2 separate regions of the Homo sapiens genome follow, and region 1 is linked to region 2. A link is a loop called in an ENCODE intact Hi-C map of the cell type or tissue named here. Cell type or tissue: endothelial cell of umbilical vein. All regions are shown on one strand. Links, peaks and the distances in the headings refer to the core of each region. The heading gives the core; the rest is flanking DNA. Region 1 overlaps GPC5 (glypican 5). Region 2 overlaps GPC5 (glypican 5).

The links. Peaks named below come from ENCODE experiments on the same cell type or tissue, not always from the same donor. Only the 100,000 strongest peaks of a DNase experiment are listed, where the experiment ranks them.
Region 1: it touches region 2 in a loop (2.4-fold over the local background); 1 of 110 quality-filtered maps calls a loop at or near these places.

The regions. Positions count from the first base shown.
Region 1 is chr13:91,814,383-91,822,728 of GRCh38, forward strand. All of the region lies in intron 5 of GPC5 (glypican 5), which reads left to right. Among named protein-coding and RNA genes, the nearest start is that of GPC5, 420 kb to the left of the region's middle. In endothelial cell of umbilical vein, for the core only: a CTCF peak has its summit at 2,996; no DNase peak of the experiment used is centred there.
Region 2 is chr13:91,899,763-91,908,108 of GRCh38, forward strand. GPC5 (glypican 5) reads left to right here. Exons shown (of 8, transcript NM_004466.6): 6 at 8,175-8,295. Among named protein-coding and RNA genes, the nearest start is that of GPC5-AS2, 450 kb to the right of the region's middle. In endothelial cell of umbilical vein, for the core only: no CTCF peak of the experiment used is centred there; a DNase peak (open chromatin) is centred at 5,019; H3K27ac peaks cover 978 bases.

The DNA.
Region 1 (8,346 bases), core at 2,007-4,506, 87 kb before region 2:
TTTGTATATCCAGTTACAACAGCATAGTAGGGGAAAAGGAACCTGACATCATAATATTCGGTATTTTTACAAGCAGGATATTAAAATTCATTTGCAAGTTCTTAGTGGAATGCAGTAGTTTTTGATCATATGTATTCTGCAACTTTATTTATTTATTTATTTATTTATTTATTTTGAGACAGAGTTTCACTCTCGTCACCCAGGCTGGAGTACAATGGCGTGATCTCAGCTCACTGCAACCTCCACCTCCTGGGTTCAAGCGATTCTTCTGTCTCAGCCTCCTGAGTAGCTGGGATTACAGGCACCCATCACCATGCCTGGCTAATTTTTATATTTTTTGTAGAGATGGGTTTTCACCATGTTGGCCAGGCTGGTCTTGAACTCCTGACTTCAGGTGATCCGCCCACCTCAGCCTCCCAAAGTACTGAGATTACAGGCATAAGCCACCGCACCTGGCCACAGCTTTATTTTTTAATTGAATGCTGTTATACATGAGAGTAGGAAACACCTATGGTTCAGTTTCTCTATGCCATTTGGAATATTTCAAGAACAGTATAGACATAACTTGCATTCCAATTGTTTAAAGAATTGTATGAGTCTGAATGTGGAAATTAACCATTTTGTTTTCAGTGCTAATTTTATGAGACCAATAAGCCTGCAATAGAATGACTAGGAAAGCTACTACCTTCATTAAGGAAAGAAGCTGGGTATGGTGGCTCACACCTGTAATCCCAGCACTTTGGGAGGACAAAGCAGGAGGATCACTTGAAGCCAGGAGTTTAAAATTAGCTTGGGCAATGCAGCAAATCCCCATCTCTACAAAAGAAAATAATAATAATAAATAAATAAATAAATTAGCCAGGCCTGGTGGTATGCACTTGTAGTCCCAGCTACTCAGGAACACTGAGCCCAGGAGGTCGAGACTACAATGAGCCATGATTGCACCACTGCACTCCAGCCTGGAAGACAAAGTAAAGTCAGAGACCACAGCCAACCAGAACATGCATTGCTCTTGGTGGATAAGTGAGGCAAAGCAATTTATACTGTTTACTCCCCTATTTTCCTTTCCTTGAATTTTTCTAATATTTGTGTTTTTATAGCATTGTATCCACACACAAAAAATGATATAGACGCTGTGATAGTCAGTGTGCTGCTCCCCAGGCACATAAATCATCTGACTCAAATAAATGAAAATCTGGACATTATGATTCCTTAGTGAGCACGATGTGAGGTATCCTCCCTCCAGCTGCTGTCAATGACACCACCAGGCTCAGCTCTGCCTCCCGCTGTGCCTCCACACCCTGCGTGAGACCCAATTTCTCACTTAAGACTAAAACAGTGCTTCTGTCTAGATCTGTGTTTTTCTACCATTTCTGTTTCGTTTCCACATACATAGAATTCATTTTTTCTTGAGTTAGACATATTTTATTTTCCTGAAAGCAAATAATAATTCAAATGAAGTGGCCTCTTTCTCCACTTTCTTCTTTGTTTACTCCTTCTTCCTTCCCTCATGCCACTCCTCCCTCCCACTTCCTCTGCTACCCCAGCACATCATGAAATACTGTACATGTTGATATATTGTATTTGATTATGTTAGGAGAGCAAAGGAGTATAACATATTGTTCCATTCCCTGGGAAGCTTACCTAGCTAAATAATATTATAAAATTTAAGTGCTGTGATCCTCAGAGAGATGAGAGGGAGAGATCAGTAAGGCCTACTTTAGCAAGGAGAGGCTTCATTTAATAAATATTTAATGATGATTTACTGTGTGTAATTTATTTGCGTGTTGACTGCCCCGCCTCCAAGCCCCTCACCCTTCTGCTACTGTAAGCTCTTCGTGTGCAAGTATTGTGTTTGTTTTGTTCAAAATTGTATACTGTCTACCTGTGATACTCAAGGTGGGCATTGGAAAGTATTGTTGAGTGAATGCTTAAAAGAATGGCAATTGGAGGATTCTCGGTTGTGCTTCTTTCTTTCAAGGAGATGGTACTTCAGCAGGGAAGCATCACATGAAGAATGTGATGGATTTGCTTTCAGGGAGGGAAAGGATGCACTCAGTTGGGGTCCCTCATTGCTGGTTCCTATTTTTATCTAGTTTAAGAAAGGACGAATTCACCCAGCATTGAAATCAAGTAGAAGGTAATTTACTACTTAGTCATTTATGTGATTTCATCCCAGCAGCCAGCTGTTTCCTGGATCATATTTTATTACAATTTTTATTTATAGTATGTCTTTGCAAGAAAAACATCCGGTGCAGCAGAGCTTAGTAGTTAGTATGTAATAATGTGTATTTGAAAGCTACATAGAAGACGCTTTTTGCAAGTTTCCCTACAACAGTGAGAGTATCAAATCCCCTTCTCCCATTTTTAAAGCTGTGAAGGATTTCCCCTGAGATTTATGGCTTTGGTACAATGGAAAGTGGATTAGACTTGAGGTTAGCAATCATGTGTCTGAATCTTCACCCTATCACTTAGCAGTGTGGACTTGGTAAATTGATTAACCTGGGTATGGCTCAGTTAAAACTTGCCTCACAAGTGAGAAGATGTGAGAGTTAAAGGGAAAAAAGATGTCAAGTGTCTGTACTAAGAACACGTATTTCTCTTTTTCCATCTCTCCAGTATAAAAAATGTTTGTTCTGGAAGTCTATTATTACAGCTTAGGAAGTAATTTAAATTATTCTTTCTGTGTTAATTCTGAATTTTAGCTTCATTTTAGGCACTTCATAGGAATGCCAGTATCACATACCTAGTCCATTTTATTTTGTGATTTCCCCCAAAACACCAAAATGCAATGCCAGCTCTTGACATATTGTTCTATCTTTCGACAGGAATTCGAATTCTTTTGGATTATAAATGCATGGATTGCCCAGAACATTTTCATGGTACATAATGGGAATGAATTATTCTTCAAACTTATTTTAGTCCAAAAAGGAACAAATGTTACAAAAGAATCAGGATAATAACTACATCTTTTGGAATCCTTCCTTATAACATTTATTTTGAATCCTTTCAGAGAAGCTCATGGAAATGCGCAGTCATGTCTGTAGATGGCATCCTTGTACCGGATGAAATAAAATGATAATTAAGTATGCGAGATCTTTCCCATAACAGTCAGCCCGTTTAGTGTAAAGTGTATACTTAAGAATCCATGATACCAGTTTTTGGAATTGGGAAATAATGCGTGGGAAGTTGATATGTATTTTTTGGGGAAAAAAAGTAGGAGACCAAATACAAACTGATGGGTTCTATAATAATTGTGTTTTCTTCTTAAAGTGTCTTAGAGGAGAAAAGTTGAAAAAGGGTCAAGATGAAAAGGCTTCACTTTTATTTTCTGGAAGCATTTAATCAAACCAATAGGACTGTGGACTGGTTAATGTCATCCCTAAGCCACCCCAAAATAAAATTCTGCAATCTCCCCATTCTTTCAACATATCTTATGTGATAAAGAACTTTTCGTACATATTTTTCATTTCTTTGTGATTAGCTTTTTCCTGGTTTATGTAAACTGTTCATGTATTTTTTCTTTCCTTTTTTTCTTAAAAACAACTATAATTGGATTTTTGTGTTTCTAATGCTGGCCAGGGTACTAATATTTTATTGTCGTATATGTTTTTGTAGTTCATGAAACAGTAAGGAAAATTTCACCTAAAAGGGTATTTTAATAGTCTGATTACTGGAATAAATTGTTGGGATAAATTGTGCACTCTTTTCCTGGAAACTGGCATCTGGGGAACAGCATTACCTACCACATATGATATATGACATGTATAAGTTGTTTATTCTAAGTTGCAGTTGGTACGAAAATATTTGAAAAGAAGCACCATATTTTTTCCTCCTAAGAACTCTAATTCCATTGTTTGTTTTTGTTTACCAGAATGTCTGGCAGCTTGTATATCACAACTGCTAGGCTATATCCACTTTCACCAAATCAGACTGGGACAAATATTTCATCAGCATTCACTGATAGCAAATAACACCCAACTTTTTATCTCATTTATTATGAACAATGATAATAATTGTTATATATAACTGACATTATTAAAAAGACCCTATATTACATAAATGTGATCATAGCTACAATTATGTAAATGTTCTAGCTCTAAGGTTATTTAAATTTAGCTTTGTGTAGAGAAATCATGTTTATTTGCACAGTTTTAGTATTCAATGGAGAAAAATATGATATAGAAAAATAATAAAATGCTGGGTCTCATTAGACTGATGGAGATAACCATGGTAAGATTGAGCATTGATTAAAAGACATTCTAGCACCAGCAAGTACTAGCAAGTTCTGTGCTAGGCCCTCCAGAAACAAAACCGGGGAAGATGTAGTCCCAGCCCTTGAGGGTCAATAACTCAGTGCAGGGGAAAGTAACATGCAAAACCGTAACAAGACAAAGCCAGCATTATAAGATATATAAATACAAGATGTTTTAGAGACAAAGAGGACACAACTAAGTTTACTTGAATGAGTTGAGTCCGTCCTCATGTGTTGGAGCTAACTCTTGAAGACAGCCACTGGACTTTTTTAATTTACATTTTTTTCAGTGGTTAAATATGACACACAGTGTAAAACATATATGTGGCATTTAATGGATGCATATAAAGTGAACATCATGTAAACAACATCAAGTTAGAAGACAGCGTAATGAAACATCCCCACCTAGAAACATGGGCGTATTGCCAGACTGCAAACTCCTGTTTGCTGTCAGATGTAAGCAATATCCTGACTTAACTGAGAATTATTTCTTTTTATTAAAAAAAATATGCGCTTTTTTTTTTTTTTTTTTTTTTTTTTGAGATGGAGTCTCACACTCTCGCCTGGGCTGGAATGCAGTGGCGTGATATCAGCTCACTGCAACCTCCACCTCCCAGGTTCAAGTGATTCTCCTGCCTCAGCCTCCTGAGTAGCTGGGATTACAGGTGCCTGCCATCACGCCCAGCTAATTTTTTGTATGTTTAGTACAGACCGGGTTTCACCATGTTGACCAGGCTGGTCTCAAACTCCTGACCTCGTGATTCGTCTGCCTCAGCCTCCCAAAGTGCTGGGATTACAGGTGTGAGCCACCACACCCGGCCATATGCTTTCTTAAATAGCAGAGTTTTGCATAGTTTTGAACAGCTATCATACTATATAGATTATTTTGTTTCTGGCATCTACTGCTCAATATTTTGTTTGTAAAATCCATCTATATTATTGCGTACAGCTGTGGTTTATTCATTTTAATTGCTGAATATTTTATGAATATAACAATTTATTGAGCTATTCTATTGCTGATGGATATTTGAGTGTTTTCACATTGGGGCTATTCAGAATAACATTACTTAGAGCTGCCTGTATATAATTGTTGCACGTGCCTATGTTTCTCTGCAATGCATACTGAGGAGAGAAATTGCTGGATTATAAGTTTTGCATGCTCTCAGATTTACTAGATAATGTCACACTGCCTTTTGATATGGTTGTATCAATTTATACTCTCATGATATGAGATGACATCTCCACATCCTCCGCAACACATAGTATTGTCAGACTGTAAATTTTTTAACAACTCAGTGAGTTTGAAGTTATATTTTTCTTAATTTGTATTTCCCTTATTTCTAATATTTACGGACTATTTGCCTTCCCTCTTTACAAAGCATTTTCTTGAATATTTTGCCCATTTTTCATTTATGTAGTCCTGTCTTTATCTTAATATTGGTAAGAATTTGTCATTGTCATTGTTGGTGGTGGTGGTGGTATTTTTGTTTTTATAGTCCCTATTTAGTTATTTTTTAAAAAAATATATTCTCTTACATTATGGTTTGCATTTGTACCATTTTCGTGGTGTCTGTGATGCACTAATTGTCAATATTTATATAATGGAATTTATTAATCATTTACTTTATTATTTGTGTTTTTTGGGAGGCTTTAAAATTTAGTCTTTACCCTAGGAAATAAAAATATGTTGTTAATAATTTTCTCATAGCCTTATAGGCATGTTTTTCAACAAAGATACCTAGAAATGAATTTTATACACAGGGCCATGCAAGTCCCATTTAGTTTATTTTCTATTTAAATTGATTTCCACTCGGCCCTCATTTTCTGCAAAGCCTCCCCCCACCACCATCCCACTACTCTGCAGTGCGAAGTATCTAATTTGTCAAGCGTCCATAAATAAATTGGTCTATCTTTGAGCGTATTATTCTGTTCCTTTTGTGTATGGGCTTGTCATTGTGCTACTACCATAGTTTGCTAATCAGTAGAAACTTATTATAAGTCTGCATGTTTAGTTGAGCTTTATTCTTCAAGAATATACTTCCAGGGCCGGGCGCGGTGGCTCACGCCTGTAATCCCAGCACTTTGGGAGGCCGAGGCGGGAGGATCACGAGGTCAGGAGATCGAGACCATCCTGGCTAACACAGTGAAATGCCATCTCTACTAAAAATACAAAAAATTAGCCGGGCGTGGTGGTGGGCGCCTGTAGTCACAGCTACTCGGGAGGCTGAGGCAGGAGAATGGCATGAACCCGGGAAGCGGAGCTTGCAGTGAGCTGAGATCGTGCCACTGCACTCCAGCCTGGGTGACAGAGCGAGACTCCGTCTCAAAAAAAAAATAAACAAATAAAATAAAAAAAAAAAAGAATGTACTTCCAGATAAATTTTTAAATTATGTTGTCAAATTATATGAAATGTGTTATGGTTTTGGGTGGGATAACATTCTATTCATATTGTAATGTTTCAACTTTTAAGCAATGAACATAGTATGCAGCTTCATTAGTTAACTGCCTTTAATGCTTCTCAATAATATTTTATATTTCTTGGAGATATCTCACACATCTATTTACAGTTATTCCCAGAATATCTAAATTGATATTCACTGTTACTATTGTAATTATTGAAACTTTGTTTTCTTGCTGTTGTTTATAAATAGGAATGCAATTTAATACATATGTCAAGTTTATATCCAGCAACCTTGTTAAACATCGTAATCTGTCCTAGACGTTTACTTTACATTCCTTGGCATATTATTGTATTGTCTAGGAAAAAGGCTCTTCCCCACTTTTTTCAATCCTTATACATTTATTTTCTTGTTCCGTTGTTTTGTTTAAAACTTCCTACAATGTTGAATAAAAGTGGAGATATTTCTTCTGATAATGATTCTAAATCAAAGTAATAATTTTAGTTATTCATCAATAAGTGTGAAGTTTTCTGTAGGTTTGATATATGTTATGTCAGATAAAGAGGGTTTCCCTCTATTTTTAGTTTGCTAAGAATTTTTTAATGAATGGATATTGAATTTTATCATATGGATTTTCTCAATCTATTGGAAGACGTAATGTGATTTCTTCTAATCTATTCATATGATTATTATATTAATGGATGCTAACTAATCATCAAAACTCCAAATCCTACTTAGACATTACATGTGATCCTTTTTATATATTGATAAAATCAATTTATTAATATTTTTATAGGATTTCTGTATCTGTAACTATGAATAGAATCTGGCTTGAGGTTTTTAAATGTGCAAAAAAATTTGAACTAAACAATCAAGGTTTAATGTGTCATACACATGCAAAATAGAACGTATTTTTAATTGTAAAATTAATTATCCTTAAAGGAAAGCCTTTATCTTATACTGCTTTTGTGCTTTTGGATTATTTGGAAAAAATTAATTCATTGTCAGAGCTCTGACTACACCGTAGAGTTCAAGTGCAACAGAATTGGTAGAACATAGAGTGGGATTTCCTAGATGTCCTTCTCAAACCACAAGTGAAGAGCAAGCATGTAGTATACAGACATCCCCAAAGTAGAAGTTATTCATGTTACAGTCAACTATAAGCCATCAATCATCAACTTGAGCTCCTTGAGAGCACTTGAGTCCCTGATTCGTTTGTCAGAAAAAGACAGACAGACAGACAATGAAACCTGGATGTTGATTAATTTCCATGGACACTCTTTGCTCTTTGGAAGAGTGGCAGGATGGACTTTCATTTGCTGCACTTTTGTCTGAAGCTATACATATAGAAAAGAGACGCAAGATCAGGATGAGATAAGAAATAACGCATTAACCTTCACACTTGAACATACTTTGTGAACATCGTCAGTAAGCAAGTTAAATAAATATTTAGAATTTCAAGATAATATTAACATTCTTTGTGAAAGCTTTTTATTTTACTAGGCAAGAGAACTTGTGCAGGGGAACTGCCCTTTATAAAAACCATCAGATCTTGTGAGACCTATTCACTATCATGAAAACAGCACAGGAAAAACTACCCCTGTGCTGTTCTCATGATAGTGCATAAGGTTCCTCCCATGACACGTGGGGATTATGGGAGCTATAATTCAAGATCAGATTTGGATCATAGG
Region 2 (8,346 bases), core at 3,457-5,956:
TGCAGTCGCAAATCAAAGAAGGCCAAGGATTGCCAGGAGCAAGGGAGGATTCCTCCTGAGGGTCTTCAGAGGGAGTATGGCCCTGCCAACATCTTGATTTCAGAGGTCCAGGCTTCAGAACTGTGAGAGAATATATTTCTGTCCTCTTAACCCACCAAGTTTGTGATAATTAGGTATGATGGCCCTAGGCGACTACTACATTCTAATTCAGAAGTTCTTCTTGGTTTTATTATATCATGTGTTGGTAGGAAGTATCTAGGTGTTTCATTTGCATGATATGTTGGTAATCTTAGAATTATCGTATCTTGCAAGTAATTTTAAAGTATATTTTAATGTAGCCAGAAGCTTTTTAAATATGAAATTTAATTCGTGCTTGTGTCAATTACATTTGAAAAAAATACAAAAAAGCTATATAAGATTCTAGGATCTTTCAGAATTTTATAATGCTTCTAATGAAAAGTTGGTTAAATAAAATTTGTACTCTAAATCATTTTGTTGTTGGCTTAAAATAGCATTTAATTTATTAGTACTCAGATAACAGTTTTCCCCTAAATAGCATATTTACTTTCATATGTTGGTATCAAACAGTGAAGTGAGACAGCAAATCAGTACAAAGTGGTGATTATCTATCATCATAAATCCATGAAGGATAGCCTTGATCTTACTGAGAGGAGTTTAATTTTAAAATGCATTCCTGGAAAAGGCAAGTTAGTATAACATTTCAAACTCGTATAGCATTATTGGTAATTGATTATAGTTATAATTGATCATTTCATATTTGGACAGTCACTTTGAATCAAATTAGGATAATTATAAATTAAAGATTTATTATCATTTGCTTTGAATTTTTGATTAAAAAATTTAAAACCATAAAAACAGAGCTTTGACTATAAAAAACGTATTTATCCTTTCTTGGTAAGATTGGGGAGGGGTTTAAGAAAAGGCTAAGCAATGTTCTATTTTTTTACGTAGGCAAAAGTTCATTTGTGCTACTTTTTAATTAGGTAGGTAATTTTTTTTGAAATGACAGCTTCCAAAACACTACTGATTTTACGTGTGCAGTCATTAGTTTTTCATGTGAAAATATTATCTTTCAAATTCACACAGATGCTTATTTTATGAAATGCAATGGGACTACTTACCTGCCACCTGACTAAACTGGCATGCGTAGATTCACGCCTTGCCAAATCAGGAGTTAGGGTGAACAGTGATTAATATCCATTCTTTAATGAGTTTCTAAGTCTTTCTGAACATGTTTTTATTATATTTGTTGCAGTGGGATGGTAAAATTTTCAGGTTGGTTGCTGTACAAAGCATGATAATATCTTTATTAATGTTAATGACATCCATATCATAAAATATTATATTCTTAATAGGAAATTTGTTATATATAAATAACAATAAAGATCATAATAAGCTCTCCTTAATTCCATTTATTTTGACTTCATTATTAAGTTTAAAAACATAGGTGTCAAATTTAGACATTATTTATATGTAATTATAAAGCCAAATTAATGTTAGAGATTAACTTAAAAGTAGTTTTGTGGCTCAACAATTGAAGTGAGATAGTGGGATCACAAAAGGCTTAATCATTTTGAATTGATTCCACAGATGTCTCCTTTCTCTAAATCCCCTGTAAGCCTCCTATCTTCCATGAAAGGTAGTCCCATAAACCTGGCACATAAAATCAATCATATAACTCTTTTCCATTCTGAGATTTCAAAGATTAGGACTTTCAACATAGAGAAAAAGTGCTGTGTACAAGTTGAGTGTACAAAAGTCAACACTTGGCAATGGAATCCAGTATTTCCCAAGTATTTGAGGAAACTTACAAAAACCAAATCTCTAGTCCTTGCTTTCACATTTGCTGTCAGAACCAGGAAGGGAGGCCTAGAAATGGTTTGTATGGAAAATTTGTTCTTGTAGAAGCAGTTCACCTTCACTGATGAATAGATACAACATATTTCCCAGACCTCCTTTTAAGCCAAGATAGCAACATTTTTACCAGAGCCAAAGATAAAACCAGTGTTTAATCTCCTAGAAATTAGGAGATTTATGACTCTGGAAATGGAAAGAATTTTAATATCCAGCCACATAACCAGGTCATACAAGAACATAATAAACAAACCAATCAAACAACAACAAGAATAACAACCACAACATGGCCCCCATTCTCTTTTTAACCCCCGATAGAAATAGCAATAAAGGTAAAACAAGAAAGCTCTCATCAAGTGTTTTCCTCATCTACTATTAATGATTTATTCTTACATTCTGTCCCAGTCCAGTTATCAAAAAATTCCAAGACAGACCCCTGTAACTGATTTGTAATGAATTCCAGGGTCAGATTCCAGATATTGTTTCCCCTGAAACTGTGTAAGTGCACATCAGAATACTATACTTTTGGTGTGAATCTGAGCCAAATTCTATTGTATTCTAAATAAAGTGAAATTACTATCAGCCAATAGGGCATGGTATCAGTTTCAAATAGGACAAGCTGGTAAAGTCAGGAGAAATGACTTCCTCCTGAAGTGCTGTATATAAATTTATTACAATGCCTTTTAAAATTTTATATGTTCAACAGAGAGGGAACTAAGATCTTGTTATCATCATTTAAAAACAATTTTGTAGAATGTAAATATATCAGGGCTTGCCTTTTTTCCTTGTTAATGAAAAACAAGTAGTGCTTGGGGAGCAAGTATTCCTGTTCAACTGCTGTCACTCATTCCCAGCTCTGCTTAGAAGAAAGAAGCACAGATGGTGGGTCTATTACTTCCCCAACAAAAAATCTGCCTGTCTATATTTTTTGGTTTTATTCCATCCTTTTCATTGTAATGTGAACAATATTTCAAGTCAAGAGACTTCTGTAGGGATCTTTGAAATGTTTTATCCATTACTTGTACCTTAAAAAGAAAAAGAAGGAATTAATGATTTATTAAAATGTCACGAGGGGAACTCAAATAAAAATTATTGGTTACAAAAAAATTTAATCTAGAAACCATGTTTTTTTGCATGCAAATTAAAGCCTTCAGGGAAGTGAGGTTTTATATCAGACTTAGATCCTAAAGTACTCACTTAATGACGACAGACCACTTAGTCTATGTTAAACATACCTGTGTGGGTCTTTTTTATTTATACTGTGGCTCAATGAAAATTTGTCTATTGTAAACATATTAAGAAAAAGAGCATAGAGGCTTTTTAACATAATTTTATAAGGCTGAAAATACATACAAACAGTAAAACACCCAAATCTTAACTGTACAGCTCAGTACTTTTTTTTTTTTAACAAACTTAGCACTTCTGTGTATCCAATACTAAAATCAGGAAACTTGATATTATTTCTTCTAGACACTATCTCATAGGGTAGCTCTTGTGGTGATTTGGAACATAACTGATTCGTTTTAAAATTTTTAGTAAATTAGATCATAGAATATGTTCTGTATCTTGCTTCTTTCATTCAATATTTAGTTTATAAGATTTGTCAATCTTTTTGCATATAGTTGTAATTCATTAGTTCTCATTGCTATATACTATATCATTATACAAATATAATAAATGTCCAGTTTGTGGTTATTTTGAAAGGTGCTTCTCTGAGCATTCATGTATCTGTCTTTTGGTAAATATTGTTGGGTATATGCCCAAGGTCATAGAATATGGTTAGATTTAGCATACGTGGGAAATGGTGGTTTCCGTCAGTTTACATTTCCATCCACAGTGGGAGAGAGTTCCAGTTGCTCCACATCTTTGCCAACACTTGGTATCATTTCTCTTTTTTATTTGAACTGTTCTGATGTGTATGTATCACTATTTCAATTGTGGTTATTTTGAACATTACAAAACTGGAAGAGAATAACTGATTTTATTAAATCACATTTCATTTGAAGTAATGTGTGTCTACTTTGCAGTATTTTTCCTTATTTATATGACTCATAAGAAGAGTGACTCTGAAATATTCAATAATATAACAGCTTGGAATGAGATTTTTATCAGCTATAATTATAATACATTTTATCTAAATATTATTTTACTGTATTAGTAGCTGTGATAATTAAGAACAAAACCAAAAGGTAAGCAGGTAAGCAATTCCTTAGATTAACATGAAACAACATTCCTGCCTTTTTAAAGAAACTTTTCTGGCCTGTAAGTAAATGATGTAAATCAATTAATAGCTTAATTAAAATTAAGAAAAGAGTCTCAGTTTTCATTGCCTATATTATGTCTGTATTTTCTGGAGAAACAGAAACACTGTACGGCAAACCTACAGTCTGCTAGTTTCTTCTCACCCTGCCAACAACAGTTATATTACTGTTTAGCTGGTTACATGCAACCATTTGTTGAGGAGGATTGTTTTGTTTTGCTTAGTTTTACTTTCTTTTCTTTCTTTTTTTTTTTTTTTTTTTTTAAGGCAGGTCTTGCTCTGTTGCCCAGGCTTGAGGTCTGTGAGTTTTATACTCATGGTCACATGGTCAGTGTGGTGTGATCACAGCTCACTGCAGCATTAATCTCCTGGGCTCCCATGATCCCCCTGCCTCTGTTTCCTGAGTAGCTGGGACTAAAGGCTCATGCCATCACACCTGGCTTGTTGAGGAGGATTTTGAAGAAAATCACACATGCCTTCTTAATTAGAAACAATGAAACCTTAGAAAATGTAATTAGAGAAAAAAATAACATTTTGCACCAAGCTAATTATATCTTTACCTTTTCTTAGTCGGTTTCAGGATTGATACTTATTGGTGGTTGTATTTTGGAGTGTGTGTTCCTTGCAGCACACTTTATGTATATAGTGTGGCCTTATTTGAGTAACTCAAGTTACTTAACCTTTCCAGATCCCAGATTCTCCAGCTGTAGAATGGGAGTAATTATAATACAAATATTACATGGTGGGTTAGTCCAGGTCCTCCAAGAGGTAGATGTTAAAAAGGGGTTAAACACAAGAGGATTTTATTAAGGGAAATTCCTATGAGAGAAAATGGAGAGGAAGCTGAGTAAGCCTGGAAGAGCTCTCAGCTGTGAGGAAAGTCTGACCTAGAGTGAAGAAAAGAGGAAACGAAGGTTGAGTGGAAGCACTGGAGCATGAAGTACAGTCTAAGGAAGGGTAAGAAAAGTCTTCAGGGAATCCTGAGCCAAGCCTGGTCCTCAGAGAAGCCCTGTGTCTCCTAATGAGGGATCTGCATTAGCAATCTTGCTGCCCTCAGTCATTGACTGAGGGGCAAATGCAGAAACAGATTTTAGAGTGAAGCAGCAAATGGCCTTAAATCAGTCAGACTTCCCGTACTTTGAGGTCTATGAGTTTCTTATTCATGGTCACCAAAAGATGTTTATCATGAATTGACAAACTCCAGATAGAGTAAAGCAATGCCTAAATCATAATTATGCACTTATCAATTTATTTATTCATATTATTCACTATCATTACAAATATTCAACACATTAATAAAACAGCCACATGTGCAATCTACTTAGGATATTGGGAGCATAAGGAATAACACAGCAGTGCTACAGATAATTTAAGAGATGGTTACTCTCTTTCTCTCTCTATCTCTCTCTATATATTTATTTATATATATGAGTATAAAATTTTATTTTTCTAAAATAAAGAATAATTGGTTTCCTTGTACTATTTGTTATTGATGTATACTGCCAAATCCCTAATGAATACTGGAATACTTAACTCTAAACTCCCTGCATGCCTACAAAAAGAAGTGGGTCCAAGGTTATATTTTAAATCAAAAGATGTGTTAATATTATCATTTTTATCATGTCCAATGGATAGTATCATTATCAAAAAGTTTAATCACTGATTATTACTTGAAGGACCTAGTTAGGAAATGTTTGATCCACTTCTTAAAACTGGTCACTGGAAGTATATTATCTCAGGAAGAACTGGATATTTATTGAAACCCCTTTAATATAGCCATAATCTCAAACATAGAACCTTCTTTTATTTTCTTCAAAGATTTTTCAATTTCTGTAAAAATTCAGAGGGTGTTTATGGATAGTGCAATACTCTGCTCAAATATAGGGAAGGAAAGTTACATTAAAATGAGAATATTTTTGCTGAAAAGTATTATGATATTTAATGTAAGCAAACAAATTACTCAGATGATAGTATTTGTTTTCATTTTAAAATGTCTCTTTAATTTCAATAGTTTTTGGAGCACAAGTAGTTTTGGCAACATGGATGACTTGTATAGTGGTGAAGTCTGAGATTTTATTGCACGTGTCACCTGAGTAGTGTACATTGTACCAAACATGTAGTTTCTTTATCCCTCACCCCCCCTGCCAACGTCCCTGTTCTGAGTCTCCAGAGTTCATTGTATCACTCAATGGAGAGTCTTAAACATTCAGGGTAGAATCTTCGGGGTGTGACCTCCTATCCATTGCTTTCCACCATTTGTACTCTCTGCTTTGTGAATGGAGGCCCGTTCTCCCTGTCTGCTTTGTTCACATACCTTTGCCATTTTCCTTGCTGGGATGACATCCTTTGCCCTGAAGTTCTCGTTAACCATACCACAGCTGTCCTCTTCTTACCTCAATACATCAAAGGCTACTTCAAGTTACAATTTCTCCCTCAGTTTTTCCCTAGTCTAAGTCCACGTGGATTTCTCCATATCCAGAATGTCTACTACTTGTCTTATCTTTCCTCACACTTGGCATGTGCATTTCCTTCCAGCTACTTTCATAATGTTGTATTTTAACTGTTCAGTTGTGTTTATATTACACTATTCTGCCAGGCAAATAAGAGTATTTATATTGCTGAAATCTATGGTTTTTTAAAAATGTAATAAAATGTAATGAATAAACATACAAATGAATGAGTTAATTACTATATTCCTGGTTAAGTAATGAGCATTATGAGGACAAAAATTGTGTCTTACACCTTCTTATAATCCTAATCACCTAGTATAGGACTTGGAATATAGCATGCATTTAAGACATCTTTGTGACTAATGAGTTTAAATATTTTTATTAATTCTAAGTTGACATTATATGATTGTAATTTGGGGAAGGTAGTGAAATTTCAAATGGCTTTCACCACCGGTGAAATGACCCTTTTACATACGACATGATTTACCAGATCTTTGTTTAGGTGAACCTAGGTGAAAGTGGATTGTTTCCTCTACTTAGAAAATATTTTGCAGATTTTAGTTGCTTAAAAATTTGATTATTTAAATTTGTACAGTTATGGTTTATGATATTGCCTTGTACAGTTATATATTTTTTATATATTTTATATATATATATATGCCACATGTGTGATCTGCTTGGAATACTGGAAGAGTAAAGAATAACATAACAGTGCCACAGAGGATTTAAGTGATGTGCCATATATATATGTATAATTTTATTTTTCAAAAATAAAGAATATTATTACACATTAATAACATAGGTATAATTGTTTTCCTTCTACTGTTTGTTATTGATGTATACTGCCAAATCCCTAATGGATACTAGAATTCTTAACTCTAAGTCCCTCTATGCCTACAAAAAGAAATGTGTTCAAGCTTATTTTAAAAATCAAAAGATTTATTAATAAAACTATTTTTATCATGTCCAATTGATATTATCATTATTAAAAAGTTTAATCACTTATTACTTGGAGGAACTAATTAGGAAATATATATATAATATATATTAGGCTAAGATATATGTACATGTATATATATAATATATATTATATATACAAGTATATACTACTATATAATATAGATATATTAGGCTACTCTCTCTCTCTCTCTCTCTTTATATATATATATATATATATAGTATATATGTAGTAGCCTAATACTTAAAAAATAAGATAAGGACTGCATAAAATAAGCTGACTCAGACAATATGAGTGTGGACATATGTATAATTCAGCAAGACCTGGTAACAAAGTGAGATATATATTAACTCTTTGTAGCATATTGTTAAGTAGTATCAAAAAACAAGTAATTTCTGGTTGGGTCCATTGAGTGAATAACATTATTTTTAGATTGATCTAATGGCACGATAAGCATTTTAGCATTTTTCCTGGAAAAACATTACAGCTGTGCCAGTTTCTGTTCCAAGAGAAAAATACATTGGTGTATTCTCTAAAGGAGGAAATTCCGACCTCAAATATGTTCAGATAGCTGTGACAGATAATACCCTGATCAGGTACTAAGTCATATCTTTCACATTTCCCTTGCTAGTTATACTCAGCGTGTGGTTGGAAATGGAATCAAAGCCCAGTCTGGAAATCCTGAAGTCAAAGTCAAAGGAATTGATCCTGTGATAAATCAGATTATTGATAAACTGAAGCATGTTGTTCAGGTAAGTCCTGATCCTATATTTATTAGTATACTCAGTCATAAATAATAAGTG